Regions from separate parts of the Homo sapiens genome. Here region 1 is linked to region 2. Evidence: chromatin loops called from intact Hi-C (ENCODE). Cell type or tissue: Caco-2. All regions are shown on one strand. Links, peaks and the distances in the headings refer to the core of each region. The heading gives the core; the rest is flanking DNA. Region 1 holds the start of LOC124900682 (a long non-coding RNA gene). Region 2 overlaps LOC124900685 (a long non-coding RNA gene).

Region 1 (15,742 bases), core at 4,985-12,984, 700 kb after region 2:
ATTATGTCATCAGTTAGTGGACCAGTGTGCTATTCTGCAGCACCTCCAGCTGGTCCATGTCTCTTCAGATTATGTTATGACAGAGGACAGCAGAGTTAACATAGCTCTGGGACAAAGCTGTAAAGGAACATTGTTGTGCATTCCAAAGAAACATGGATCATTTCTGATTCTATTTTGTATAGGAACAGAGAAAGAATGGATTTGCCAAATCATTGGTCACATATCATGTACCTGAGTCCTTGCTTATCTGTTCTAACAAAGATATATCTGGAACAGAAACTGTAATTGGAGATACTGTTAAAATAATAGGTCAGGTCTGTGATAATCCACTGCCATTCTCCATGATCTGCCTGAATTTTGCAGAGGCCAGATGTTTATTCTAAATGGAGATATAATGGGAACCACAGCCTATTTGTCTTTTAGGTCTTTAAGGAGGCAAGCATTTTAATCTTTTTTCCCAAGATGCTTTATCATGGTAAAGTATACACAAATAATAAAATGACCATTTTAACCATTTTTAGGTGTACAGTTCAGTGGCATCGAGTACATTCACATTGTTGTGTAACCATCACCACCATCCATCTCCAAAACTTTTTCACTCTTCCCAAACTGAAAATCTGTGCCCATTAAATAGTAATGCCCCATTCCCCCTTTCTCCTCAGCCCCTGCCAACCACCATTCTACTTTCTGCCTATGAATTTGACTACTTTAAGTAGTTCAATGAAGTGAGCTCATACAATATTTGTTCTTTTGTGTGTAGTTTATTTCACTCACCATAATGTTTTCAGGATTCATGTATGTTGTAGCACAAGCTTAATCAACCTGCAGTCCCTGGCCCACATGAGGCCCAGGACAGCTTTGAATGCGGCCCAATACAAATTCGTAAACTTTCTTAAAACATTACGAGATTTGTGCATGAACCTTTTTTTTTTTTTTTCCAGCTCACCAGCTATCGTTAGTGTTAGTGCATTTTATGTGAGTCCCAAGGCAATTCTTCTTCTTCCAATGCAGCCCAGGAAAGCCAAAAGATTGGACACTCCTGTTGCAGCATGTGTCAGAATTTCATTCCTAAGGCTAAATAATATTCCATTTATTCATATATGACATTTGGTTTATTCATTCACCTGCTAATGGACATTTTGATTGTTTCCACCTTTTGGCTGCTGTAAATAATGCTGCTATAAACATTCTTGTACAAATATCTGTTTTTTGAGTCCTTGCTTTCAATTATCTTGCATATATACCCAAACATAGAATTTCTGGATCACATGGTGCTATGGTTTGAATGCCTCCTCCAAAATTCATGTTGAAATTTAATTGCCATTGTAACAGTATTTGGAGGTGGAGCATTTAAGAGGTGTTTAGGTCACGAGGGCATTACTCTCATGAATAAACTAATGCTGTTATTGCCAAAGTGAGTTATTGTGGGAGTTCAGCCTCTTTTTCTCTCTGTCTCATGCCCTTGCTTCTGCCTTTAGTCTTCCAACTGACCCTTGCCAGATGATGATGCCATGTTCTTCAACTTTCCAGCCTCCAAAACTGTAAGTCAAATAAACTTCTGTTCTTTGTAAATTACCCAATCTGTGATATTCTGTTCTAGCAGCAGAAAATGGACTAAGACATAAGGTAATTCTATTTTTAATATTTGAGGAATCTCTATACTTTATATATTTCCACAGTGGCCAGACCAATTTACATTGCCCCCAGCAATGCACAGGTTTCCAATTTCTCTACACCCCTCACAACAGTTGCTGATTTCTTTCTTAAAAGAATAATAGGCATCCTAATGGGTGTGAAGTGGTTTCTCATTGTGGTTTTGATTTGCATTTCCCTACTGATTAGTGATGTTGAGCATCTTTTTATGTATTTATGGGCCGTTTGGATATCTTCTCTGCAGAAATGTTTGTTCAAGTCCTTTGTTCATTTTTAAATCAGGTTTTTTGTTATTTTGTTGCTGAATTGTAGGGGTTCCCTATATATTCTGGATATTAATCCCCTATCAGAACTATGATTTGTGAATATTTACTCCCATTCTGTAGGCTGCCTTTTTACTCTGTTGAGAATGTCTTTTGATGAAGACATTCTCATGAAGTACAGTTTGGGAAGTTTACAGACATTATTCCTTGAAATATTCTCACTTCCCTTTTCTTGCTCTCTTCTCCTTCTAGAACTCCCATAATGTGTATATTGGTCCACTTGATGGTGTGGCAGGCAGACCAGGTTTCCATCAGCAGCAAGAAGAGTAAGTTTCCACTAACCCTTTACTAGAGTTTTGATGAATGCATAAATTAAACATTAAAGAACTAGAGAAACTGGTGCCTCAGTATGAGGCTGGAATGAGAAAACAAACCCATTAAGACCCTGCCTGGGTTTTCTCAGACCCTAAATAATAATAATAGCATTCTTACACATACATCTCACATCAGGACTCACTTAAAATTAAGAAACTTTCCAAGACTCTAGAGAAAGCTTTCCAGACCCGAGACCCTAAAGATTAGATATAGATTGAATGAAACACTCCTGTTTGTAGGCGCAATTCCACACATAGTATGGAGGAAGTTAATATTAAGATAAGTTAATGTTTAACTTGTGCACTCATCAAAATTATAGTAAAGGTTGCTAATGGAAACCTAGCTCACCACAATCCCCACTGTCAATTTTTACATGATTTCTATCATGTTAGTTAATTTTCCCAAGCACTGATTTGTTAAAAGATTAGTACAAGAGTACAAACTATGATGTGGCAAACTAAGAGGAAGTGAGCAATGTATTCTCTCTGGCTACTTCCTGCTGGAGAGGGTCATCGTCAGGGGGCACTGGAATGGAAGTTGTTTATTTGGCATTGGTAATGTTCTCAACTTTGGGGACTCAAAGGCAGTGCTTGTTGAAACATGATCTTATGAGCTCAAGGAATGTTTGGGAACAGCATACAACAATAATATAGTCCACAGCATAGTGTTATACTTACGCCCAGGAGGATAGCTAAGACAACAACAATTTTCTGCCACAGGAAGGTGGCCCATCAAAGCAAGGTGCTGTCAATTCATGGAGAGACAGTGCAGGACTAGAGATTGCCTTGATCTGTTGGTGCATATCCTTTAAAGCTAAACCAATGTTTCCTGAGTTATCAGGAACATACATACAACATTCAGTTTTAACTGCAGCTCAAGGAGGAATCGGTGATCATTTAAAGTTTTCTTTATAGGCCATTCTGAAATATTTTTTCTAGTTACCCCAGTCATCTGCAACCTTGTCCATTGTTTAAGATCTATAAAGAAACCTAATCTTTTCATTGTATAGGGGAGGCCCACCAAAGCAGTGCCTTGGTGATAGAGAGGGGTAATAGACCACAGACCCAGCACGAGTCTTGTTGTAATCTATCTGCATAATCTTGTGCCCATTTGATATGGTTTGGCTCAATGCCCTCACCCAAATCTCATCTCCAGTTGAAATCACCATGTGTCGAGAGAGGGACCTGATGGGAGGTGATTAGATGATGGGGGTGATTTTCTCCATGCTGTTCTCATGATGGTGAGTGAGTTCTCACAGGAGCTGATGGTTTTAAAGTGTGGGAATTGCTTGCTCTCTTTCTCCTGCCACCTTGTGAAGAACACGCTTGCTTGCCCTTCACCTTCTGCCATGATTGTAAGTTTCCCGAGGCCTCCCCAGCCATACAGAACTGTGAGTCAATTAAACATCTTTCCTTTTACCTAGTCTCAGGTAGTATCTTTAAAGCAGTGTGAATCTGAACTAATACACCATCATAGGAAAAGGTTAGGAGTATAGAAAGAAACAACAAAAGATGTAGTAAGAAAAAATATTATTTAAAAAATCCTATCTTTTTTGTACAGAAATCTTAGGACTTTGAGGGGTTCTGCCTCCTATTTGGCTATCTTGGGGACCTCTGTTATGAACATTTATTTTGGCAGGAACTTTTTTACAATGTGTAGTGGATCCATGGCTTGATGCCCGCCAGTTTCAGTGCTGAAATTGGCAGTTAGCAGCACCAGTAGGGCCCTTTCCATTTCTCCTGTAGCTGCTGAGTTGGGCCCGTTCCCATCTACTCTTTAGCAGTACTTGATCACGGGACTGGAAAGAGTGGCGTGGCTCTGCTGAGTTCACAATGCTGTTGTTGAAAGCAAGCTTATGCAAAACGTTACGAATTTGTCCCAAGTGAGTAACACAATGTTTAATAGTTGACTTCTTATTAAGGGGCACCCTAGTAACCCAAAAGGGTCTCTCATGTATCATTTCACAGGACTTAACCTAATCCCACATCTGGGGAGGTCATTCTTACCCAGAGCAATGCAATGCCAAGTACCTGAATTCATTTTGGTTGAGTTTCCTGGCACAGTTTGGCAATAACTGTTTTTAGTGCTGGATTTTCCTTTCAGTCTGTCCAGAAGACTGTGGTCTCCATGCTGAGTATAGTCTGCAATTTATTCCAAGTGCCTTGTTTACCTGGAACAACTGCAGGCTCTTGTAAGGGCAATCAGTTCTGCCTTCTGTGCAGAGGTTCCTAGTGGTAAAGTCCTGGCTTCTGTGACCTCTGAAAACGTTACCATTACATATATAGCATTTCTTTTTCTGTCGGTTACCAGGCTGCTCCCATCCATGAACAATGTCCAGTATGCATATGGCAGGGCTGTGTCCTTTAAATTAGGGTGACTGGAAAACACCTTAGTCAATAATTGGTAAACATTATGCATAAGTTCTTTTGGCTCTTCGGTAGAGGGAAGTAAAGTAGCTGGGTTCAAGGCTCTGGTAACCTGCACTTTTACTGTGGGTTCATCTAGGAGTGTGGCCTGGTATTTGCTCAATCTGCCCACTGTCAGCCAGTAGCCTCCCTTTTGTTCTAGTAACACTAGTACTTGGTGAGGCACGTAGACAGTAACAGGCTGTCCCAAAGTCAACTTTTCAGCCTCCTTTAATAGTAGGCAGGTGGCAGTGACCGCCCTTGAACAGGAGACAGCCTTTGGCCACATTATCCAGTTGTTTAGGAAAGTAAGCCTAGTGGCTGCAAGATTTCTCCTAATTTCTGTGTTAAGGATCCCCAGTGCTAGACCCAGTCTCTCATGCATGTACAATTGAAAAGGCTTATGAGGATTTGGGAGCCCCAGGAATAGGGTGGAGGTTAACTTACATTTCAGTTGTCCAAATGAGTGCTGGTGTTTTGCTCCCAATCGAAGGCATCATTGTTAGGTCCCTTAACAGACTGTATAGCGGCTTCATTGGTAGTTCATAGTTAGGAATCCAGATCTAACAAAACCCTGCCTTGCCTAGAAATCCTCTCAACTACCTTCTGGTAGTGGGTGCTGCAATGGAAGCGATTGCATTTTGTCTTTCCACTATTAGAGCTCTAGCTCCCTCCTGCAAGAGAAAATCTAAGTATGCCACAGTTTGTTGGCATATCTAAGCTTTTTTACTTGAAACCTTATACCCACGGGTGGCTAGGTGGTTAAGAGTTTTAATGGTGTTATTCTGACATTCCCATTCAGAGAGGCTAGGTATTAGTAAATCACCCACATATTGTAACAATACCCCATTTTCCAATTTTAAACTCTTTAAATTTCAAGCCAAGGCTTCCCCAAATATATGTGGAGAGTTTTTAAATCCTAGTGGGAGTGCAGTCCAATGATACTGAAACCACGTTGCGGCTTCAAGATCTATCCATTCAAAGGCAAACAACAGTTGACTTTCTGTGTCTATGGGTATGCAAAAGAAAGCATCTTTTAAATCCAATACTGTCAGCCATTTATAATCTCCAGGAAGAGAAATGAACTTAGTATATGGGTTAGCTACAGTGGGATGTATGTCCTCTACAATATCCCAATTAGGGTCCCTGTGGGGAATTGCCGCCCCCGGATCTGTGTTGTCTGAATTTTCATGATGAAGTCATTGCGCCTCTTCCTTCACTTTATTGAAAACCAGCTGCCGCTCATCTGCAGTGAGCATAATGCTTAGGAGAGCCTGCACATCTGCCCAGGTGGGCACTGTGTAGCAAATACAGTGGTATTATAGGCCCAATAATGTTGGCTGGAGCTCCTTGCTAATTGACTCCTACTGAATATTGTTACAGTGGGAACTTCCCTGCTCCAGACTCAGTGACTCCCTGGCCAAAATTAGTACCTTGCCTAGTCCTAGAGGGAGACAGTAGCCCTGCTGCCTTCCTGTACTCTATGGGTAGCATTCCCTCTCTTTCCTGAGCTGCGGCAGTAGCCACTATGGGGTTTAGGGTATTCATTAACTATTCATTAAATTGGGTTTCAAAGGCTTTCTCTTCCTCCCCTTGTGAGTCAGGACAGACTTGGCAGTGCATTGCCAAGTTAGCTTATTTCCTTTTTCCTTAGCAACATTAATGCCCAGATGTAAGGTATTTCACCTCATTTACCTGACCTCTGGTAGAACAATTCTAATTGATAAATGGTATGAAAATTTAAAGATCCAAAAACTGGCTACCATTTCTCAGACCCCAAAACATACATTGGCCAAGATGTGTTACAACAGAAGATTAACTCTTCTTGTCATTAGCAGATAACCAACGTGCTTCCAATCTGACAAAGCTTTTCCCAGAGGACTATTTGTAGGGATAGATGCCCTGTTGCCCATACTGACTACTCTAAACTTAATATCAGACCAACAGAACAAATGAATTTTCACAAACAAATGCAAATAGGTCCTCTAACTTTGTAAAGTGGGTGTATTAATCAGGGTTCTCTAGAGGGACAGAACTCATGGAATATATAAACGGGAGTTTATTAAGTATTAACTCACACGATCACAAGATCCCACAATAGGCCGTCTGCAGGCTGAGGAGCAAGGAGAGCCAGTCCGAGTTCCAAAACTGAAGAACTTAAAGTCCAATGTTCAAGGGCAGGAAGGATCCAGCACAGGACAAAGATGTAGGCTGGGAGGCTAGGCCAGTTTCTCTTTTCACTTTTTTCTGCCTGCTTGTATTCTAGCCACGCTGGCAGCTGTTTAGATTGTGCCCACCCAGATTAAGGGTGGGTCTGCCTTTCCCAGCCCACTGACTCAAATGCTAATCTCCTTTGGCAACATCCTCATAGACACACACAGAATCAATACTTTGTATCGTTCAATCCAATCAAGTTGATACTCAGTATTAACCGTGACCGGGTATACAAAGGAGTCCTATTGTTTCCTCAACAGTACTGAAAAAAATGGCTACATGAGCTCTAATAGAGAAAACAATAGACCCCCAGCTTTCCATCAGGTTTTACTTAACCCTTTGAGCAGCTCCATTCCCAGCCTCTGTTGTTCCCCAGTAATAGAGAGACAGGGGGTCTTTGCATCCGGGAAGGTCCTTGGGAGACTCCCCAGGACAAACCGTACCTGGCAGCTGTTGGGAGTCTCCCGATGACTGTCGACTTAGAAGCCACTGGCCACTGAGCACAGATCCATCCCTGAGGAGTCACCAGAATTGTTCCTGGACAGAACAAGGTCTGGCTGCTCATTTCTGTGATCCAATAACAAGATGCAGACAGACTGGGAAAGAAGGGAGTTTATTTCTGCAACCGGTTACAGAGAGAAGGTCGAAGTAACTCACCATACCAACTCAAAGTTACAAGTTTTTTGCTAGTGCTGACATACATTTTAAGCTCCATGCTACATGTAGAATTGCATCTACAAGCAGGAGTGTTTCATTCACTCTATATCTAATCTTTAACTAGGGTCTAGGGTCTGGAAAGCTTTCTCTGGAGTCTTGGAAAGTTTCTTAATCAGTTTTTTTAAATTTATTTTTTATTTTTATTTTCTTGAGATGGCGTTATGCTCTTGTCTCTCAGACTAGAGTGCAATGGTGCGATCTCAGCTCACCGCAACCTCTGCCTCCCGGGTTCAAGTGATTCTCCTGCCTCAGCCTCTCAAGTAGCTGGGATTACAGGTACGTGCCACTGAGAGGTGACAACGTGCTAGCAGCCCTCACTTGCTCTCGGTGCCTCCTTGGCCTCGGCGTCCCTCCTGGCCGTGCTTGAGGAGCCTTTCAGCCCGCCACTGCACTGTGGTAGCCCCATTCTGGGCTTCGCCAAGGCCGGAGCCGGCTCCCTCTGCTTGGAGTAGGTGTGGAGGTAGAGGTGCGGGCGGGAACAGGGGCTGCGCACAGGGCTCGGAGGCCAGCGCGAGTTCCTGGTAGGTGCGGACTCGGCATGCCCCATACTTGGAGCAGCCAGCTGGCGTCGCTGGCCCCGGGCAGTGAGGGGCTAAGCACCTGGGCCAGTACCTGCGGAGGGTGTGCCAGGTACCCCAGCACTGCCAGCCCTCCCAAGCCACGCTTGAATTTTCACCAGGGCTCAGGACCTAGGCGAAGCCAGCTGGGCTCCTGGGACTTGGAGAACTTTTATGTCTAGCTGGAGGATTGTATTTGCACCAATCAGCACTCTGAGTCTAGCTTGGGGTTTGTGGATGCACCAATCACTACTCTGTATCTAGCAGGGACTTGGAGAACTTTTATGTCTAGCTAGAGGATTGTAAATGCACCAATCAGCACTCAGTGTCTAGCTCAGGGATTGTAAATGCACCAATCAGAACTCTGTCAAAAATGGACCAATCAGCTCTCTGTAAAACAGACCAATCAGCTCTCTGTGAAATGGACCAATCAGCAGGATGTGAGTGGTGGTGGGGGATTGGGGGTGGTCAGATAAGGGAATAAAAGCAGACTGCCCAAGCTAGCAGTGGCAAACCGGTTGGGTCCTTTTGCACTCCGTGGAAGCTTTGTTCTTTAGCCCTTTGCGATAAATCTTGCTGCTCCTCACTTTTTGGGTCCGTGCTGCCTTTATGAGCTGTAACACTCACTGCGAGGGGACGCAGCTTCACACCTGAAGCCAGCGAGACCACGAACCCACCAGAAGGAATGAACAACTGCTGACGGTCCACCTTTAAGAGCTGTAACACTTACCGCAAAGGTCTGCAGCTTCATTCCTGAAGTCAGCAAGACCATGAACCCACCGGAAGGAAGAAACTCCAGACACATCTGAACATCTGAAAGAACAAACTCTGGACACACCATCTTTAAGAGCTGTAATACTCACCCTGAAGGTCTGCGGCTTTATTCTTGAAGGCAGCGAGACCAAGAACCCACTCATTCCGGACACACCACAACACTTGGCTAATTTTTGTATTTTTGGTAGAGATGGGGTTTCTCTACTACAGCGGGGCTGGTCTTGAATTCCTGACCTCAGGTGATCTGCCTGCCCGCCTTGGCCTTCCAACGTGCTAGGACTACGGGTGTGAGCCACCACGCCCAGCTGAAAGTTTCTTAATCTTAAGTGAGCCCTGGTATGAGGTGTAGGTGTAAGAATGCTTTTATTGTTCGATCAGACTTTAGGGTTTGAGAAAACCCAGGCGGGATCTTAATGGGTTTGTTTTCTCATTCCAGCCCTCATACTCAGGCACCGGTTTCTCCAGTTCTCTAATGTTTAACTTATGACTTCATAATTATAGTAAAGGGTTAGTGGAAACTGTTCTGGTTGCTAATGGAAACCTGGCCTGCTACAATGGTGTCCCATAAGTCTCTTAGGATCTGTTTACTTTTCTTAAATTGTTTTTCTATTTCTCAGATTCAAAAATTTCCATTATTTTGCCTTCAAATTTGTTAATTCATTCTTCTACTTGCTCAAATCTCCCTTTGAATACTTCCAGTGAAGTTTTCATTTTAGTTACTGCGTTTTTCAGCTCCAGACTTTGTTTTAGGTTTCTTTTTAGCTCTTCTACCTTTTTATTGGTATTTCCGTTTTGACTTTCTTCATCTTTTTTTAGTTCTTTTGGCATCTTTAAGACAGTTTAGTAGATCCGCCATCAAGTCTGTTTCAGGGACAGTTTCTGTTTACTGTTTTTCCTTTGACTAGGCCATATTTTCCTGTTTCCTTATATGCTTTATGATTTTTTTTTGTCATTGAAAAGCAAACATTTGAATACAATAATGTGATAACTCTGGAAATAAGATTCTCCTTCTTCCCAAGGTTTGCTGGTTTTGTTATTGTTTTTCTTTATTTATTTTTAATTGTTGTAGTTTGTCTCTGGGCCAAGAGCCAGACTGACGTGTAAACTTAAGGTCTTCTCAGGTTTTTTTCTGGGCCTTACTCTGGTCATGTTTAGTCACTTTATAAGTTTTCCTATATGTGTTGTTTTTAATGTCATTGTTTTTTATCTCTGGGTCCAGAAAAGAGAAAAAGAAAAAATGAAGCAGGGAGCGAAAGGTGCTGGCTTTTTAAATCCCGCAAAGTCACTTGAGCTGGAGGAGTTTGCAACAACTGAGGGTAGGTGCAACAATAATGGCCACTCACCCCTTTGTATCTCTCTGATCTTTTGTGTTCAGAAGTGACATTCAGGGCCAGGCGTGGTGGCTGACGCATGTAATCCTGGCACTTTCTAGACGTATCACTTGAGGCCAGCAGTTCAAGACCAGCCTGGGCCAACATGGTGAAACCCCATCTCTACTAAAAATACAAAAATCAGCCAGGTGTGGTGGCAGGTGCCTGTAATCCCAGGTACTCGGGAGGCTGAGGCAGGAGAATTGCTTGAACCCAGGAGGCAGAGGCTGCAGTGAGTTGAGATTGCACCAATGCACTCCAGCCTGGATGAGAGAGTGAGACTCTGTAAAAAAAAAAAAAAAATTCAGCGATCAAGCACAGAGTACTAATATTTGAAGGACAGAGTCCTTTTTGCTCAACCCCCCAAAATGTTTGTAAGCTGCTTCAGGAACCTATGCACTGCTGCCTGCCTTGTAGATGTGTGGTGAGGGATGGGTAGTTGCTACTATGCTAAGTGCTGAAATTGACAGAAATTAACCACAACTTATATTCCAAACCTTCCTCTAGAAGTTGCAAGCCTTCTATAGACTCCAGAAGGAGTTAAGTAAGACAGATTCTGCCAGTATTACCTGCATGGAGAGACAGATTATTCCTGCTTCCTGCTCCACCATTTTCCCCAACCTGACCTCCTAGAGTTTTCAATATCTATTTTAACCTAATCTATGTCCATCCTCAAATAACATTATACTGCTCCAGGTGTAGTGTAGGTAACTTACAACAGAATAACTCCACTTCCTCCCATCCCTCATTACATTGGTGCCATTCATTTCACTTGTCTCTATGCTCTAATCTCCCAAGACATTGTTACTCTTACTTTAAACAGTTATCTGTCAGATCAATTAAGAATGAAAAAAATAAAAGATTTTATTTTACCTTCATTTATTCCTTCAATGCTCTCCCTTTATGTAGGTCTAAGTTTCTGACTTAAATAATTTCTTTTTCCTTGAAGAACTTATTTTAATATTTTTTGCATGCAGTTCTGCTTGCCATGAATTCTCTCATTTTTTGTTGACTAAAAATTTACTTCTCTTTCACTTTTAAAGGATAATTTTTCTGTACCTAAAATTATAGCTTGATGCATTTTAAATAGTTTACTCCATTCTTTTCTTGCTTGGTTGGTTTCTTTTTTTTTTTTCTTTTCTTTTCTTTCTTTTTTTTTTTTTTTCCAGATAGAAACTGGGTCTTGCTATGTTGCCCAAGCTGCTCTTGAACTACCGTGGAGGGCCCAAGTGGTCCCCAACCCTCGGCCTCCAAAAGTGCTGGAATTATAGGCATGAGTCACTATGCCTGGCAGTTTTCTGATGAGAAGTCCACTGTGATTATTATCATTGTTTCTATGTAGGTAAAAAAAATTTTTCTTTCACTTCTTTAAATATTTTCTCTTTATCTTTGCTTTGTTGCAGTTTGAGTATGATATGCCTAGTTGTATGCATATCCTGTTTGCATATCCTGTTGCATAGTTGTATGCAAATATCCTTTTGGTATTTATCCTGTTTGATCCATCCTCAGCTTCCTGGATTGTGGTTGTATGTCTGTCATTAATTTTGAAAATTTTTTTACCATTATTATTTCAAATATTTCTTCTGATCTTTTTTGTCTGTCTTCTTCTTCTGGTACGAATTACACATAGTTACACTTTTGAAATGTCCCAAAGTTCTTGTATGTTCTGTTCTGGTCTCAATTATTTTTTCTGTTTGCATATCAGTTTGGGAAGTTTCTGTTGAACTATTTTCAAGCTCATGGTTTCTTTCCTTGGTCATGTCCAATCTATTAATGAGCCCATCACAGGCAATCTTCATTTATGTTATAATATTTTTTATTCCTAGGATTTCTTTTTTATTTTTTCATCTATCTTATATTACCTATTTGCTCTTGCATGCTGTCTACTTTTTTCATCAGAGTCCTTTACACATTAATCATAGTTATTTTAAATTTCCTGTCTGATAACTCCAAAATCTATGTCGTATCTCAGCCTGATTCGAATGCTTGCTTTGTCTCTTCAGACTATGTTTTCTCTTGTCTTTTAGTATGCCTTGCAATTTTCTGTTGAAATCTACTGTGATGCATTGGGTAATAGGAACCGAAGTAAATAGGCATTTAGTGTGAGGTTTTATGTTAATCTGGCTAGAAGTTGAACTGTGTTTAATGTTTGCTATAGCTAGAGGGGCTAGAGGTTTCAAATTCCATTAGTGTTCTCTAGTCTCCCCTGTTGACTTTGGGATTCTCTAAGAATGAAGCATTAGTTAGAGTCTGTGTCTTGGACCTTTTCCAGCTGTAATCCACTGCTGTTATACTAGAGTTATGTTGGTGTGGTAGAAAGGAGTGGGAAGGGAAAGTGTTTTGTAATTTTTTTTTTTTTTTTTGAGACAGGGTCTCACTGTCACCCAGGCTGGAGTGCCGCGGTGCAATCTCAGCTGACTGCATCCTCTGCATCCCAGGCTTAAGCAATTCTCCTGCCTCAGTGCTCACACCCACCCCTGCTTCTCTGCTGAGTAGCTGGAACTATAGGCGCCTGCCACCATGCTGGCTAATTTTTGTATTTTTCATAGAGATAGGGTTTCACCATGTTGCCCAGGCTGCTCTTGAACTCCTGGGCTCAAGTGATCTGCCCACCTTGGCTTTCCAAAGTGCTGGAATTACAGGTGTGAGGCACTGTGCCTGGCCTCTTTTGTAATCCTGTAATTAAATCTTAGTCTTTTAATAGGCCTATGTCCCTGAGCTGTGACCTTCATGAATGTTTGTTAGCTTTTTAAAATTTCCTTAGGTAGACAATAAGGCTAGTGGGCTGGGTGCAGGTGAAATGCCCATTTCCAAGTTGGGATAAGGCTCCCATAAAGTCTTTTCCCTGAAAAGTAGGACTTCTATATGGACAATGTTCTGGGCATGCTTTACAATGGTTACTCTTCTCTTTCTCTGCCTGAGCCACGGGGACATCTTTCTTAGCTTTTCATTGTGCAAACTGAGTGGGTTTCTGGAGGAAAACCCATTAAAGTCTGGGGGTCTCCCTAACATCAAAATACCCAGGAGTTTCTCATCATCGACAGTTCATACTCAGACTCTAGAAATTTGTCAAAGTAACCACTTAAGTGTTTCTACCAATTTATGGTTCTGGTTGCTTCTGCTCAAAGTAAGCAGACCTCTGCTGTGACTCTTTGAACTTGCACATCTCTTCAGATTTCAGCATGGCAATTTACCCTGCAACCTGGTTCTCTAATGGCTCTAAGAAAAGCCATTGGTTTTCAGTTTGTTCAGCTATTCTTCTTGTAAGAAAGGGAGCAGTAACTTCCAAGCTCTTTACACGCCAGAGCTGAAACTGATAATTCCACCCTGGGCTGTTTTTTGTTTAGTATCTTGGCTGAGTTTTCAGGGGATGGGAAGTGTGTGCAACTTCCTAAACTTCCACTTGGAATTCCCCAGTATGATAGCTCTTACCCCTTACAGATCCAGAATTTAATATGGGGGTCGCACAAACTACTAATGATGTTTATTCTATGTGTATGTTTGTATACTGGGGGCATAGCAAGTAGTTTGAGAACGCTGTAGACTTACCATGAGCTGGACCTGGGCCAGACATCCAGTCTCGATTTCCATATATCTCCATGCTAAGAAAGGGCCAATAATGAAACTCTGAGTCTCTTGGTATCAATGTCATTTTACACACTGTGTCCATGATGTCCTTGAAATCGTTAGATATTCCCTTTTCTCCAGTGTATGGCCACCTAAGTAAATGGCTATAGATCACTTGAGGGAAGGACTTGGGGAATTATTACTGTGTACACTTGTGCTGGTGCTGCAGAGTTCTTTCTTCTAGGGACATGCCCTCTCCCTCCAATTAAATATATTCTAGGTCCAAAAACTGGTTCAAGTCCAGAAACTGGGCAAGTGATCATGACTTTGTATCAGAGCATCAGCCTTTAACCTCTTGATCATCCATTGTTGGCTTAATTTGGTTGTTCAGATTGAAGACTTTCTTTGATGGTTGCCCATTTCTTTTGCTCCAGATGGCTTATTTGTCATCTCCAAAACATCTGTGGGTAAAGCCCCCTGGACTGCCGCTCTTGCCTTGCAGTGTCCATTTGGCTGTTGAAGTTTGAGTGCCATCATGTCACTTCAGTGTTACAAGGTTCCATCATCTCTACTGTTCTCAGTGAACCCAGTTCTGAAATGGTATCTTCTGTCTTCACCCTGGACTACAGGGAGAACCACTGCTGAGTCTTAGAGTGATGCTGATTCCTCTCTAACCAGATAATGCCTTATTGATTTGGTAAGTGGTGTATACTCTGAACTTTCCTTTGAAATATATTCATCTGTTGGGTTTTCCATTTTTATATAAGTATATTCACTCTAGCAAGCTCACTTCTTTGAGCCATTTAGTCCCTCCTTACAATGTAAACCAAAGCAGTTTTGGCATCTCTATGTAACCAGGTGTACTGTGAGCCATTGATTTCTCTGTGCTTCTAGATGACATCCTAAGTGTGTTCACACTATCACCCAGGATCCTTGCATGAGTGTTAAATCTTGTATGCTAGGAGAGTATTACCAACTTGATAAATTCTCCCTTATCTAACTGTATGCTCCACCTCCCCACCCTGACATTCATAACCTTCAGAATTCGGTCCTTGGCCAGACGTGGTGGCTCACGCCTGTAATCTCAGCACTTTGGGAGGCTGAGGCGGGCAGATCACCTGAGGTTGGGAGTTCAAGACCAGCCTGACCAACATGGAGAAACCCCATCTCTACTAAAAATACAAAATTAGCTGGGCGTGGTGGCACATGCCTGTAATCCCAGCTACTCAGGAGGCTGAGGCAGGAGAATCACTTGAATCCAGGAGGTGGAGGTTGCAGTGAGCCAAGATCACGCCATTGCACTCCAGTCTGGGCAACAAGAGCGAAACTCTGTCTCAAAAAAAAAAAAAAAAAAAAGAATTTGGTCCTGTGCCAACTCCTCTGGTTCCTGCTGGTACCTGTTGGCTGGGTCCTACAGCTTCTTTGAGTAGGATTGTATGCCAATATTATGTGTCCTCTGATGTATTAGTCTGTTCCCACGCTGCTAATAAAGACATACCCAAGACTTGGTAATTTATAAAGGAAAGAGGTTTAATGGACTCACAGTTCCACATGGCTGGGGAGGCCTCACAATCATGGCAGAAGGCAAAGGAGGAGCAAAGGCACATCTTACATGGTGGCAGGCAAGAGAGCATGTGCAGGGGACTCCCCTTTATAAAACCATCAGATCTCCTGAGACTTACTCACTATCAGTAGAACAGAATGGGAAAGACTCATCCCCATGATTCAATTACCCCCCGACCAGGTTTCTCCCAAGACACATGGAAATTATGGGAACACCAATTCAAGATGAGATTTGGGTTAGGACACAGCCACACCGTATCAGATGTTCTTGGAATATCATATGT
Region 2 (15,742 bases), core at 4,476-12,475:
CTTGCAGCTTCTGCTGGGATGGCTGAGAAAGAAGGTGTCATGGTTACATGTTTTAATCTCAGTGGCATTCAAGATGTTGATTCCTCATGTGTCCGAGGGGTTCAGCTCTCCAGTGTTGCCTGGGCTGAGTCACACGTCTAGTGGTTGGCTCATCCGGGATCATCTTAACCCATTTATGCCTGAAGTTGCAATTTTTTGAATTTTTGCAATCAGACCTTGGCGGTGACCTTGAGCATTAGGATATAAATAACTCCCACATGCTTAGCATTCCAATAATGGAACACTAGGCATAAATGCGTTGGGGCCGGGATAACTCAGCTGTGCTCTGTGTGTCTCTCCTTCTCCTGGAACCACCAGGACAGCCTGGGGATGGCAGACGCACAAGAGAACTAGTAGAAGCAGACAAGTTCCGCGAGGCCTGGGCTTGGAATTACACCACTCTCACTTCCATCTCATTGCTTTGGCTCAAGTAAGTCACATGGACCAAGCATTGCAAAGTTACATGGCAAAGAATGTGATCAGGAAATGGTGAAGAATTGGGGTCCATGACACAATTGATTGCATAAGTCTTCTTCACCAGGGCAACCAAGGAGCCAGTGGCAATGCTTCCCACCCCTTGAGGAGCACCTGCCTTAGAAGGAACCCAATAAGAAAAAAGCAGAACCGGGAGACAGGAAGGTGTGAGGACACCATGTGAGCACCCAGATTCAGCCATGCCTGAAGTTTTCAGTTACACGAGTCATAAATTCCTCAGTGGCTCTTTAAGCCAGTTTGAGATGGGGTTGGTTCTATCACTCATAATCAAGAATGCTGATTAATGCCCTATGGCTGCAGCCATAATATTGGATGGATGTATCTGTCCTTGAAGTCCTTTCCCAATCAAGATCAGCTCACTCTGACCTTCCTTGTCCCTGCCACACTCCCTGTAGACCTGCCTGCTTTCCTCCCTCCATCTTTCCTCCCTCCATCCTCTCCGGCCTTTGTGGAGGAACCTGGTCTTCTTGCTGCCTTTCGTCTTGCTGCCCCAAAGTAAGCATTCACAACTGTTTTTTTTTTTGTTGTTGTTGTTCTGTTTTAAGGGGAAAGCAATCAGGGAAGACCAGCAACAAGAATAAAACCTGCAGAGACCCTGCCCCGGCAGCCTCTGCCTTCCAGTTCTGGATCCCGGCACCCCTGCTGAGATGGTCCCGCAACCCCCTTGACTTCCTCTCTCTAATTTCTGAGAGTAAAGCTCACCAAACCTTCTCCCAGCCCTGAAAAGTCTCAACTGTGAAAACTTGGCTGGGAAAGGACTTGGATACAAAGGGACTCTGTGTAGCCTTCCTTGGATCTTTGAAAAACAGCGACAACACTGCTGAACCAAACACCCTGAAACTAAGGACGCTTTCTGATAAGCTATTGAGATTCACTGGTCATTTCTGCTGTGCTGGACAGGAGCCCCGATGGAACGGGCCTTTCAGAAGCCAATAAAGACCCGTGGCATGGAACTCCTGGGACTTCCTCCATCCACATCTTAAGGAGCTGCCCTGTCCCCTGTCTTCCTGCCTGAATATGATGCCTCTCTGGCGTGAAAGCTGAGAATGAAGTGCAGGAGAGAACGTGTGTGTGTGTGTGTGTGTGTGTGTGTGTGTGTGTGTGTGTGTGTGTATACGTGACTGCTTCTTATAAACGCATAGAAATGAAACCTCAAGATAAATACATCTGGCTGGTACGATGGCTCGCGCCTGTAATCCCAGCGCTTTGGGAGGCCGAGGCAGGCAGATCACTTGAGGTCAGGAGTCTGAGGCCAGCCTGGCCAACATGATGAAATCTTATCTCTACTAAAAATATAAAACTTAGCTGGGCATGGTGGCAGGCCCCCTGTAATCCCAGCTACTTGGAGGCTGAAGCAGGAGAATTGCTTGAGCCAGGGAGGCAGAGGTTGCAGTGAGCCAAGATCACACCACTGCACTCCAGCCTGGGCAACAGAGCAAGACTCCGTCTCAAAAAAGAAAAAAGAAAAATAAATCTGCTGAAAAGTAGAATGCCATGTGTAGTGGGTTGTTCCCTAAACGTTCATGTTCACTCAGAACATCATATATGACCTTACTTGGCAGTAGGCTGTTTGCAGAAATAATCAGTTAATGCTTGAGATGAGATCACACTGGATTAGGGTGAATTCTACATCCAATGACTGGTGTCCTTATAAAAAAGAGGAAAGGACACAGAGCGACAAAGTCCACATGAAGACAGAGGTGGGCAGAGATTGGAGTTATCTGCCGCAAGCCAAGGTACGCCTGAGGTCTCCAGAAGCTAAAGGCTTCTAGAAGCTTCTAGAGTTCCTCTAGACACTGAGGCAAGAAAGAGGCAAGAGGTGGTTTTAGCTGAAGGTGTGGCTTCCAGCCTCAGCCTGCTCATACAGGAGGCTCTGGGCACTGCAGTATTGCCTTCTTTGAGGCTGGGGCTTTTATACGCCTTTATCAGTCAGTCACAGGCTGTGAGCCTCCCTGTCACAATCCCAGATGTAAGTAGAAGTCCTGCATGGGACTTTAGAGAAGCCCCTTAAAAGAATTGACTAGGTCTATCTCCTTGTTCTTTCCCCTCTCCTCCTCCCTGCAGCATGGATGCAGATCTGAGGACTGAAGCTCTAGCAGCCACCTTGGATCATAAGGTCACCTGGAGATAGAGGCCAAAAAGATAGGAGGACCTGGACTACCTAATTCGGCTTCTTTGACATGAGAATAAACCCTTGTCCAGCCGGGCGTGGTGGCTCACGCCTGTAATCCCAGAACTTTGGGAGGCCAAGGTGGGTGGATCACCTGCCTAGTTAGAAGTTTGAGACCAGCCTAGCCAACATGGTGAAACTCTGTCTCTAATAAAAATACAAAAATTATCTGGGTGTGGTGGCAGGCACCTGTAATCCCAGCTTCTAGGGAGGCTGAGGCAGGAAAATCGCTTGAACCGGGAGGTGGAGTTTGCAGTGAGCCGAGTTTGCACCGTTGCACTCCAGCCTGGGTGACAAAGCAAGACTCCATTTCAAAAAAAAAAAAAAACAACAACAAAAAAGGCTGGGCACAGTGGCTCACACCTGTAATCCCAGCACTTTGTGAGGCTGAGGATCACGAGTTCAGGAGATCGAGACCATCCTGGCTAACACCGTGAAACCCCATCTCTACTAAAAATACAAAAAATTAGCCAGGCGCGGTGGCGGGCGCCTGTAGTCCCAGCTACTTGGGAGGCTGAGGCAGGAGAATGGCGTGAACCCGGGAGGTGGAGCTTGCAGTGAGCTGAGATCGTGCCACTGCACTCCAGCCTGGGCGAAAGAGCGAGACTCCATCTCAAAAAAAAAAGAATAAACCCTTGTCTGTTTAAGTCACTTGTATTTTGTGTTTTCTGTTACGTGCAACCCAGTATAGGCTTGGTTTTTTTTTTTAAGGCCAAAAAAGGTGTGATTTGTAAATAAAATTATATACACTGTATACTCTCCAAATGATTACTTTCCTCCCTTAAAAAGGGAAGAATTATACCACTACACAGTATATCCACGTAACAAAACTGCACTTGTGCCCCCTAAATCTATAAAATTAGAAAAAGAAATATAATATGAAACACATACGTAATTTCAATTTTTTCAGAAGCCACATTTTTAAAAATACAGGTAAAAATTTTTTAAGATACCAATAATGGAAGAATTAGAACTTGGATAATAACTATATTATTTTTTGAAAATTCTACCAATGTGTCTGGTGTTTTAAATACAGAAACCACTTCATCCATGTATAAATTCACAGGAGCTGTGATTGCACTCATCTCAATGAGGCAGTAGGATCAGAGAAGGTTGCCTTGTGGGGCGGTGGTAAAGAATGTTGGCTCTCAAGTCACCTTGTCTTCATTCTTTGTTTTTTGTGTTTTTTTTTTTGTCTTGGTTCTAATCGCAGCTCCACCACTCCTTAGCTTAGGCAAGTTACTTATTCTTTCTGTGCCTCAGTTTCTTACTCTGTAACATAAGGATGATAACCATAGTAGCTACCCTTTTAAGGTACTGTTGGGAGGATTAAGGGTAATAATTCATATAAAGTACTTCCCACAGAGCCTGGAACATAATAAGCAATTAATAAAGTGTAGTCATTATAATGGCTCAGGATTAGAGTTGAGCCAGAATTTGAACTGAAATCTATCCAAGTCTGAGGCTGCTGCTCCTTTTGCGGTCTCAGTAGATGCATTATAATGACCCTTTCTATATGGGATGGAGTGTGCTGCCTGCTCCGTCTCCTCTGTTCCACCTCTCACCGCTGCTTGCTTGGTTAACACCTATTCATCTCCCAGGAGAGGGAAGACTTCTCGGAGCCCCAGGATTGGGTTAGATGCTCCTGGGCTGTGCTCCTGCAGCATCCTGAATGTACACTCCTGGTATGAATTATCACTCCACATTATAATTGCCTAATTGCTGGCTTGCGCTCCCCTCTATGCTGTAAGCCCTTGGACAGCAATGTTGTGTATTTTTCTTATATCAACAGTACTGGCTAGTGGCTCACAGTAATCCCAGTACTTTGGGATGCCGAAGCAGGAAGATTGCTTAAGCCCAGGAGTTCGAGACCAGCCTGGGCAACAAAGTGAGACGTCACTCATCTCTACCAAAAATGAAAAAAAAAAAAAAATTAGCTGGGTGTGGTGATGTGTGCCTGTGGTCCCAGCTACATGGGAGGCTGAAGTGGCAAGGTCACTCGAGCCTAGGAGGTTGAGGCTGCAGTGAGCCGTGTTCATGCCACTCCAGCCTGTGAAACAGAGCAAGATCCTGTCTCAGAAAAAAAAAATTACTGGCACATAATATTTACTATCTATGTATTGATTAAATTACTACTATAATCGGATTTTTTAAATCTGATAATACTTGAGCTGGAAGGGACCACTTAGACTTCTAGTGTTTCTACCAAGGTCACCTGGTGGGATTTTGGAAATGTGTGGAGGTGTTTTTGGCTTTCACAAGAATTGCGGGACAGTTCTGGTATTTGGAGGGCAGCTGGGTGCTAAGTGACCTGTAATGGTTAGGACAGTTCCATCTAACGTCCCACATACTTTTATTGTCTGCACAAACATTTACGTAGATCAAAAAGCTGTTAAAATTACTTCAGCCTAGACTCTAACTTTGATTTACGCTGTACAAAAGCAAATTATTTTTGTACAGTTTTAATATATCTGAATATTTCAGGAACGCAACTACTGTGTATATGAAGGTGAAATGACACTGTGTTTTATCCAGAATGCTCACTATCGTGGAAAAATCACATAGGCAATAGCACCAGGGCCCATGGTATCTGAATTCCCAGTACAATCTGCCTGTATCATCTGCATCTGTAGCCACTACATTCATGATCATTTTGTCTGTCAGCAATTTTTGCATCATAAGCCATTCCAAAGCAAAACAACAATCATTCTCTCCCATGCATCGGTGGGTTTGCTGGGGGTTGGCTGGTTTTGGCTGGGCTCAGCTGGGCAGTCCTGCCTCAAGTGTGGTTAGCTGGGCTTGGCCCCTTGCTTGTGATGGGTCCAGGTCTGTTCTAAGTGTCTCATTGTGGGACCCAGGCAGATGGGGCCGCAGATTCCTGGGAGAGGCTCTTCTCATGACAGTGGCAGAGGCACAAGAAAGCGAGCCTCCCTGCACCACACATTTCAAGCTTGCTTTCAGTCTTGTCTGCTGTTAGCCCAAGCGGCCAAAGCAGGCCCCATCGCCAAGCCCGAAGTCAACAGGTGGAAAAGTAAAAGCACACGCCTGCCATGGAGGCGGAGGGAAGAGAGTAAATATGTTTGAGCAAAAATCTAACCTACCTCGGTGATTTGACCTGATTATCTTAATTTAGCCCTGATCTCAAAATGTCATATACAGGCCGGGTGCAGTGGCTCATGCCTGTAACCCCAGCACTTTGGGAGGCCGAGGCGGGAGGATCATGACGTCAGGAGATCGAGACCATCCTGGCTAACACGGTGAAACCCCTTCTCTACTAAAAATATATATATAAAAAAAAATTAGCCGGGCATTGTGGCGGGCACCTGTAGTCCCAGCTACTCGGGAGTCTGAGGCAGGAGAATGGCGTGAACCCAGGAGGCGGAGCTTGCAGTGAGCCGAGATCGCACCACTGCACTCCAGCCTGGGCGACAGAGCGAGACTCCTTCTCAAAAAAAAAAAAAAAAAAAGTCATATACAAAGAGAAAAAAAAAACCATTTTGCCTTACATATCTCCAGTACTAATGCACTCTGATAAGAAAGTCCATGCCTCTGATGATTTCATTATAACTTAACCACGTGGTCATGACTATTTACATACAAAATACATATAGTCACGTGTCACCTAATAACAGGACTACATGCGGAGAAATGCATTACTAGGCGATTTCATCACTGTGTGAACATCGTAGAATGGACTTACACAAACCTCAGTGGTATAGCCTACTACACACCTAGGCTACAGGCGATAGCCTCTTGCTCCTAGACTACAAACCTGTGCAGCGTGTTACTGTACTGAATATTAAAGGCAACTGGAACCCAGTGGGAAGTATTTGTGTATCTAGGCATATCTAAACATAGAAAAGGCAAAGTAAAAAGTGCCGTAAAAAAGATAAAAAATGCTACACCAGTCTAGGCACTTACCACAAATGGAGCTTGCAGGACTGGAAGTTGCTCTGGGCGAGTGAGTGAGTGAGTGACTGGTGAGTGAATGTGAAGGCCAAGGACGTTACTGTACACTACTGCAGACTTTGTAAATGCTGTACACTTAGGCTATACCAAATTTTACTTTTTAAAAAGTAATTGCATCCCAGCACTTTGGGAGGCTGAGGCGGGAGGACTGCTTTGAGCCCAGGTGTTCAAGGCCAGCCTGGGCAATATGGCGAGACTTCATCTCCACTAAGATTTTTTTTAAAAATTAGCTGGGCATGCCGGCAGGCACTTGTAGTCCCACTGTGGGGGCGGTGGGGTGGGATTGGGGGGTAATGGGGAGGAGGGGTGGGATGAGGTGGGAAGATTGCTTTAGCTCAGGAGGTCAAGGTTGCAGTGAGCTGTGATTGCACCACTGCACCTCAGCCTAAGTGATAGAGCGAGATCTTGTCTCAAAAAAAATGGAAAATAGAAATTGCACCGCAACAGCGCAATGGCTACAATGTCACTAGAGATTTTTCAGCTCTGTAATCTTATGGGGCCACCATCGTATATATGGTCAGTCACTGAGTAAAACATCATTATGCAGTTCATGACTATATTTTATTATAAATAACTGTCCTTTTATTTTTAATATATGTATTTTATTGGAAATTAGGTGTTTAGATAAATTGTATAATTTATTAATTTCATTTCAAGAAAGTCAAGAGGTTTGCCAAGTATTTTTATGAAAAGGGGGCTGTGAAACCATACGTGTGAGACTCGCAGAGGTAATCCAACAGAGTTCAGCATAGCAAGGGGCAGGAGAGCTGAGCCAGAGGGCCTCCCTTGGAGTCCTGCCCTCCCGTTTACAAAGTATGTCACTTCAGGCAAGGTGTTTCATATCCCTGAGGCTTTCTCAAGTGTGCTATGTGGTAATAATATAAAACTCTTCCTGGCTGCAATAAGAATTAAATAAGATCACATGTGTGACATTCAGGACGCTGGCAGGACACAGATGACACATTCAAGTGGGTTAATGGAGGGGCATTTCATAGAGGGACAATTTGCCAGGTTGTGGGCCAAGTTAAAATAAACCACTCAAGAGAACATGCATTATCTTAAGGCTAGGCTATTACAGCAGAGAGCCATTTCTACCCCTAGGTCTACAAGGTCAAAGTGACATGGAAGTTTCTGGAACTTTCATAGAACCCAAAAAGAATAAGTATATGGAAAACGCAGGTCTACAACAGCTGTGGCCTTCGGTAGAGGGCTTCAGCCAACCACGACAAGCCCACCGGGCAGAAGCTGGCGAGATAAATGCTTCAATCTCACTCTCCTCCTTCAGCTTACACATCTTTCTTCTGTGTGTCTCCTATTGGCAAAGAGCAACCAGAAGTGAGAGGTGTCCATAAAAGTGCCATCCATGAAAGTCAGCCTCCCAGAGCACAAGGCAGGAGGGAAGGGTGGAGAGTAGATCTGGAGGAGAAAACAGGAGATGTCCAGTGTAGCATGGACAACAGTTAGCACCCAGTAAAGTGAGATATACCAAGATACGGCCAGGAGTGGTGGCTCACACCTGTAATCCCAGCACTTTGGGAGGCCGAGACGGGTGGATCACAAGGTCAGGAGATTGAGACCATCCTGGCTAACACGGTGAAACCCCGTCTCTACTAAAAAATAGAAAACATTAGCCGGGCGTGGTGGTGGGCGCCTGTAGTCCCAGCTACTCGGGAGTCTGAGGCAGGAGAATGGCGTGAACCCAGGAGGAAGAGCTTGCAGTGAGCCGAGATCATGCCACTGCACTCCAGCCTGGGTGACAGAGCGAGACTCCGTCTCAAAAAAAAAAAAAAAAAAAAAAGATATACCAAGATACGTGTGGTAGCACTGTGAAATAAATAAGCAAGCACACACACAGACATGTACACAGATGATACATATGCATGCACAGGAAATTTAAATAACCTGCCCCAAATTATAAGGAGAACAGCCACTAGAATTGAGTTAATCTCTTCATTCAAAGTCAAAGATTTTTCCACTTCATTCCTGTAAGGATTACATTAAACTTCTGCATAACCATGACAACTTGTCCCGAGCCTCAGACTTTTGAAACTTAAAGGTAATAACATTTGTCCTCAAGACATATTAAGGGGATACTGTCCCACTGAAGGAGCAGGACTTTAGCCAGAAATTCAGGGAATGAAGCATTTCCAACTCCTCACAGACAACATGGATAGCAAGTGTAGCTAGATGATAAATTGCTTAGAAGTCATACTAGTGCAGTTACTTCCCTGGTTTAAACAAGTACTTGGGTTTAAATGCAGTTCCTGGTTACCTTTAAGTACTGCAATTTAAAACAAACACTTGAAGGCTACAGTAGCTTTCTAGATTGTTCCCAAAGCCACACTGAGATCAAAGGCAGTGTTGTTCTCCCAGACTGGCGTTCAGGCAGAAGCACCTGGTTAAACCAGTTCCATCGGCTATGGGATCGGCCCAGCCCAAGATGTTTATACAACTTTCTGACTCTTGGGGGAAGGCAAGTCTACTTGATTTTTCTGCTGCTTCTGTGAGTCTCAGAAGTTTCCGAAGCTTTACCTGTCAGGTAGGAATTGTGTAACCAGAGCTTCTGGGGCAGGCAGCGTTCTGGGAGTCAAAGGAAAAATAAACACATCTCTTCGCTTATAGAGATTAGCGGCTTCTTTTTGATATCACATGCTTTCAATTTCCAGATCTTAAAAAACCCACAAGACAACATGCAAGAGCACCAGCTACTGACTGCCAGGTTAGCATTTCACCCGCTAGACCCAGGCGCCAGGATTCTGAACAAATACATTTGGAAATGCCACTTGGTCTATCCTGGAGTCAGCTTTGGATAAGTCTCTAACTAGGGACCTCAGGTGCCTTTTCCTGTCAAGCCCAGAGTAACCCCTTATATGCCATGGAACAGAAAACTTTAATAGCTTTATGATTCCAAATTTGTCACCGTGCTCCAAGAAAGATGTCATAAAATCTAGAAATTTGCATGCACACATATTCACTTTATGCAATAATCCAAACCCATAAACATGGGTGCATGCCTTATTTCGTCATCTAAAACCAAAGATCCAAAAGTGCCGTGAACACACAGACTCTGCTCAGTGGAGATGAAGACCGCTCATGCCACATTTTTCACAAAACAACCCTCATTTAATCCTTGGTACAAACGTCACGAGCTATTTGCTCATGTCTTTTATACGTGGAGAAAGAGCAGATTTGGGAGATTGCAAGATCTGCTCAAAGACATGAAACTAACAAAGGGCAGAACCAAGATTTAAACTCAGGTCCCTATCCCAAAACCCAAACTCAAAACAGAATGGTACATACTTTCTATCCACTTACTGAAGATAGACAACATTTAGAACATAAAGTAAGTAAGTTTACAGTATTTTTAAGTGACAAAAGTTAAATCGATTGTCATTGCTTAGTGGTAGAATAAAAACTTTAAAGCTTAAGGATTTATTTTCTTGAAGAACTCTTTATATGGCTTCTGAAGTAGGTTAAAAATTAGTAAACAAAATGATGCTGATTAATAATGCAGTTTGCTTAGATAAATGCATTTTTATTATATATTTTTAATGTTCAAGCAATAGGCTCACAATATTTAGGAATCTTCTTATGAGGAACACTGGGTAAAAGCAAAATAGCTCACATTAGTGAATGAGAACTCACAGATTAGAAGTCAAATACCACCTCGTTGCGTGTTATGTATTTTGTTCCCTGGAGATTTTTTCCTTAATTAGTATCAATCATGACAATATTCTTTTGATATTGTGAAAAGATTAGTACGTTTGCTTGATGAAAATCAAAAGAGCATGGTACTGGCATAAAAACAGATGCACAGACCAATGAAACCGGATAGAGAGCCCAGAGAGAAAGCCACACATTTGTGGTCAATGGATTTTTGGCAAAGATGCCAGGAACACACTGTAGGAAAAGGACAGTCTCTTCGATAAATGGCACTGGGAAAACTGGATATCCAATGAAGAAGAATGAAAGTAGACTCTCATCTCACACTATATGCCAAAAAAAACAACTCCAAATGGAGAAAGACTTAAAATACAAGTTCTGAAACTATAAAACTACAGAAGGAAAACATAAGGGAAAAGTTCCATGACACTAGTCAAGGCAATAAGTTTTTGGGTGTGACCCCAAACACACAGGCGACAAAAGCAAAAATAGATAAAAAGGATTCCATCAAACTAAAAAGCTTTTCAGAGCAAAGGAAACAATCAACAGAGCGAAGAGACAACCTGCAGAATGGGAGAATATATTTACAAGCAATTCATCTGATAAGGTATGAATAGCCAAAATATATCAGGAACTCAAATAACTCAATAACAAGTAAACAATCTGATTTTAAAATGGCAAAGGATCTGAATCGACATTTCTGAAAAGAAGACATACGTGGCCAATAGGTGTATGAAAAAATGCTCAACATGACTAATCAACAGAGAAATGCAAATTAGAACCACAAGTGATGGAAAGATGTGGGGAAAAGGGAACCCACGTACACCGTTGGTGAGAATGTAAATTAGTACAGCCACTATGGAAAACAGTATAGGAATTCCTCCAAAACTTAAAAATAGAACTACCATATGATCTAGCAATCCCACTGCTGGGCATATATCTAAAGGAAATGAAATCAGTATGTCAAAGAGATATCTGCACTCCCATGTTAATTGCAGCACTATTCATAATAGCCAAGGTATGGAATCAGCCCGTGTGTCCATCAGTGGAAGATGAATAAAGAAAATGTGGCATAATACACAGTGGAATGCCATTCAGTCTCAAGAAAGAAGAAAATCCTGTCATTTGTGATGTGAGTGAACCTGGAGAACATCATGTTAACTGAAATATGTCAGGCACAAAAAGACAAATACAGCATAATACCACTATATGTGGAATGTAAAAAAATAATTGATCTCATAAAAATGAAGAGAAAAACAGTAGTTAGCAGTGGCTGCGGGTGGGAGGATTGGGGAGATGTTGGTCAAAGGACACAAAATTTCAGTTAGATGGAATAAGTTCAAAAGATCTACTGCACATCTTGTAACTGCAGTTTATATACTATCTTGTTTGGTTTTTGTTTGTTTGTTTCTTTTATTCTGTTTTGAAACAGGGTCTTGCTCTGTCACCCAGGCTGGAGTACGGTGGTGTGATCCTAGCCCACTGCAGCCCCGACCTCCTTGACTCAAGTGATCCTCCCACCTCAGCCTCCTGAGTAGCTGGGACTGTAGGCATGTGCCACTGCGCGCAGCTAACTTTTGTATTTTAAAAAATGTTTTGGAGACGAGGTTTCACCATGTTCCCCAGGCTGGTCTCAAACTCCTGGGCTCAAGCTATCTGCCCATCTGGACTCTTAAAGTGCTAGAATTACAGGTACAAGCCACTACACCCAGCAATACTGTATTGTATCCTTGAAAATTGCTCAGCCAGGCACAGTGGCTCACACCTATGATCCCAGCACTTTGGGAGGCTGGGGTGGGAGGATTACTTGAAGCCAGCAGTTCAAGACCAGTCTGAACAACATAGCAATATCCCATCTTTATTTCTAAAAAGTTAAAAATTAGCTGGGCATGGTGACGTGCACCTGTAGTCGCAGGTACCCAGGAGGCTGAAGTAAAAGTATCCCTTGATCCCAGAAGGTCAAGTTTGTAGTGAACCAGGATCTCACCACTGCACTCCAGCCTGGGCTACAGAGTGAGACCCTGTCTTTGAAAAAAAAAAAAAGAAAAGATGAAAAAGAATATTGCTAAGGGAGTAGATATTAAGTGTTCTCACCAGATACACACACACACACACACACACACACACACACACAAAAGTGAGCTAATGCATATGGTAAAAGCTTAGTGGCTGGGCGCGGTGGCTTATGCCTGTAATCCCAGCACTTTGGGAGGCCAAGGCGGGTGGATCACCTGAGGTCAGGACCAGCCTGACCAATATGCCAAAACCCCATCTCTACTAAAAACACAAAAATTAGCCGGGTGTGGTGGTGCGCACCTGTAATCCCAGCTACTCAGGAGGCTGAAGCAGGAGAATTGTTTGAACCCAGGAGGCAGAGGTTGCAGTGAGCCAAGATCACGCCACTGTACTCTAGCCTGGGCTACAGAGCAAGACTCCATCTCAATAAATAAATAAATAAATAAATAAAACATTTAGCCATTTCACAACATGTACATATACCAAAACATCATATTGTACACCATAAGTATATACAATTTTAACTTGTCAATTAAAAAGAGAAAATCAAAACACCATCATCATTTAAAAAGAGCTGAATAAAAACTCATTGGTGAAGCTGGGACAAGAATTAAGTTTTCAAAGAAGTGCAGGAAAGATCTAACAGTACTACACGGACAAGAATATTTTATGATTGTGAACAGAGTTCCTGCTGCCACAGCTCTCTGGATCCTTTGGGACTTCTTCTCTACCATGATGAATTATTCAATCAAAATTAAAGATCTCTTATCTAACTCCTGATGTAAAGGCGATATTAAGTTTATAGCACCATCAATGAAATACTTTGCCAGAAATATTTAACCTGTACCTATTTAAGCTTTTAGATATCACTTCCAGTTTATAGACTATAGATTACAGGATCAAGTTGAACATCAAGAGGAGATACTTATACAAATCCAGAACCAAGAATATTCCAAATGTTAATGTCAGAGGAAAGCAAAGGAACTGTTCTAGATTAAAAGATAAAACAAGGCCGGGCCCGGTGGCTCATGCCTGTAATCTCAGCACTTTGGAAGGCTGAGGTGGGTGGATCATTTGAGTTCAGGAGTTCGAGACCAGCCTGGCCAACATGGTGAAACCCTATCTCTACTAAAAACACAAAAAAAATTAGCCGGACCTGGTGGCACGTGCCTGTAATCCCAGCTATTCGGCAGGCTGAGGCATGAGAATCGCTTGAACCCAGGAGGCTTGAACCTGGGAGATAGAGGTTGCAGTGAGCTGAGATCACGCCACTGCTCTCCAGCTTCAGCGACAGAGCGAGACTCCATCTCAAAAATAAGAAAAAAAGAAAAAGATAAAATAAAATGCAATGTATAAAACTTCATTGGATCCCAACACACACACACACACACACACAAAAATCTAGCTGTAAAATATATATTTGGTGAATAATTGAAGAAATTTTAATATGGTCTATATAGTGGAGTGGGAATTTTTTGTTAATTTTCTTTTTTTTTTTCTGCTTTTTTTTTTAGACGGAGTCTTGCTCTGTCGCCAGGCTGGAGTGCAGTGGCAGGATCTCTGCTCACTGCAACCTCCGCCTCCCAGGTTCAAGCGATTCTCCTGCCTCAACCTCCAGGGTAGCTGGGACTATAGGCCAGTGCCACCATGCCCAGCTAATTTTTGTATTTTTAGTAGAGACGAGGTTTCACCATGTTGGCCAGGATGGTCTCAATCTCTTGACCTCGTGATCCACCTGCCTCAGCCTTCTGAAGTGCTGGGATTACAGGCGTGAGCCACTGCGTCCAGCGTGTTAATTTTCTTAGTAGAGATGATGTTGTAGTAAGTGGAGAATGACATTCTCTTTCTCTTCCAACATGGCCTTTCCATGAGACTAATTTGGACTTCCTCATAGCACAGTGGGCTCTAGGTAACTAGACTTCACACATGGCTGCTGACTTCCCAGGGTGACAATGGAGGCTCCGTGGTTTCTTAAAGGGTAAGGTTAAAGCAAGCTGCAAGGCCAGCCCAAGTAGAAGGGGAGTGGAGGTAGATCCCACTTCATGATGAATGGAACAACTCATGCTTACAAAAAGGGAAGGAATTGATAGTGGCCATCTTTGGAGACTATCCACTCCCCAGCCCCAAGGACCTGATTAAACATATCAAGAGGTGGAATGAAAGCTTTGCCCTCCACAATACATGAGAAATCCAGACACTGAAAATATGTTTCTATTATAAATAAGAAAAATGTAGAGAGTTCACATTAAAAACAGTCAACAAGCATTTGGTGTATAGAACATTTAAGTTCTTTTCCTTGTATGCAAGGAATTTATCATCTAAGAAGCAAAGGTAGAAATATGCAGGTATAAAACATGTAAGAGCAAGGATTAGGATATTATTCCCTAGAAAATATCTGACTTTAGAGCTATTACCATTTTCAGCTTCCTCTCCCTCACTTTGAACAGTATTTGAAGAGTGAATCCCAGAAATGAAGCTGTATTTTATTGATTTTTGCTCTCCTACCAATGTTTTGAGAATCCGGCACACAATGAGCACCCAATGTTTGTTGAATTCAATGAGTGAATTGTATCTATCATACAAACTGTTATCCATTCAGGACTGAGAATTTTAGGAAATACACAAGGGCTGCAGCAAATTAATATATCTGTCATAATTGAGAAATGAGCTGTTCTGGTTCACAACTCTGTAGAATAGAACCATGAGCCTGGTCATAAGAAAGAACTTGATCTCAGTAGTCAAAATAGGTACTGCAGATCCAGGTTGAAAAGTTCCTACACTTAAGTAAAAGCTTCTCACACTCACTTTAGGAAGGGTTTATAGGTGGGTTGAAGACTCAATAGTTTCAAGATCCTTATCCTATCTCAATCTTCCACTGGGGATATGACTAAGAAGGGGTACTGGCTAATGCATACATAGGTGCTTACAACCTTTATATAATACTTTGGGTGGTGTTATGGCTGAATCATGTCCTCCCCAAATTCATATTTTGAAGCCCTAATCCCCAGTGTGACAGTAATTGGAGATAGGGCCTTTAAAATTAAAGGAGGTCATAAGGGTGGAGCCCTAATTCAATATGACTGGGGTCCTTATAAGAAGAGAAAGAGACAGCAGGGATGTGCATGCAGAGAAAAGACCCCCTGAGGATACGTACAGACGGCAGCTGTCTCCAAGTCCAATTCTACCAACACCTTGATCTTGGACTTCCAGCCTCCAGAACCATGAGAAAATAAATTTCTGTTGTTTAAGCCATGCAGGCTGTGGTATTTTGTTATGGCAGTCCTCACAACCTAATAAAGGTGGCAAACAAAACATTCAGGTAAATGTACTCTCTCATATTATACAAGCTTTTTTAAACAGTAAAATAATTGAAACTTGGAAAATAACAGA

What was found. Peaks named below come from ENCODE experiments on the same cell type or tissue, not always from the same donor. Only the 100,000 strongest peaks of a DNase experiment are listed, where the experiment ranks them.
Region 1: a loop joins it to region 2, with 10 times the contacts of the local background. A loop is called at or near these places in 1 of 110 quality-filtered maps.

Annotation. Positions count from the first base shown.
Region 1 is chr4:24,591,844-24,607,585 of GRCh38, reverse strand. LOC124900682 (a long non-coding RNA gene) reads left to right here and starts at 14,072. Exons shown (of 2, transcript XR_007058078.1): 1 at 14,072-14,592. RefSeq lists an enhancer at 8,749-9,948. In Caco-2, for the core only: no CTCF peak of the experiment used is centred there; a DNase peak (open chromatin) is centred at 9,265.
Region 2 is chr4:25,293,399-25,309,140 of GRCh38, reverse strand. It overlaps LOC124900685 (a long non-coding RNA gene), which reads right to left. Exons shown (of 2, transcript XR_007058088.1): 1 at 15,507-15,742; 2 at 7,216-7,985. Among named protein-coding and RNA genes, the nearest start is that of ZCCHC4, 12 kb to the left of the region's middle. In Caco-2, for the core only: no CTCF peak of the experiment used is centred there; a DNase peak (open chromatin) is centred at 9,130; H3K4me3 peaks cover 518 bases.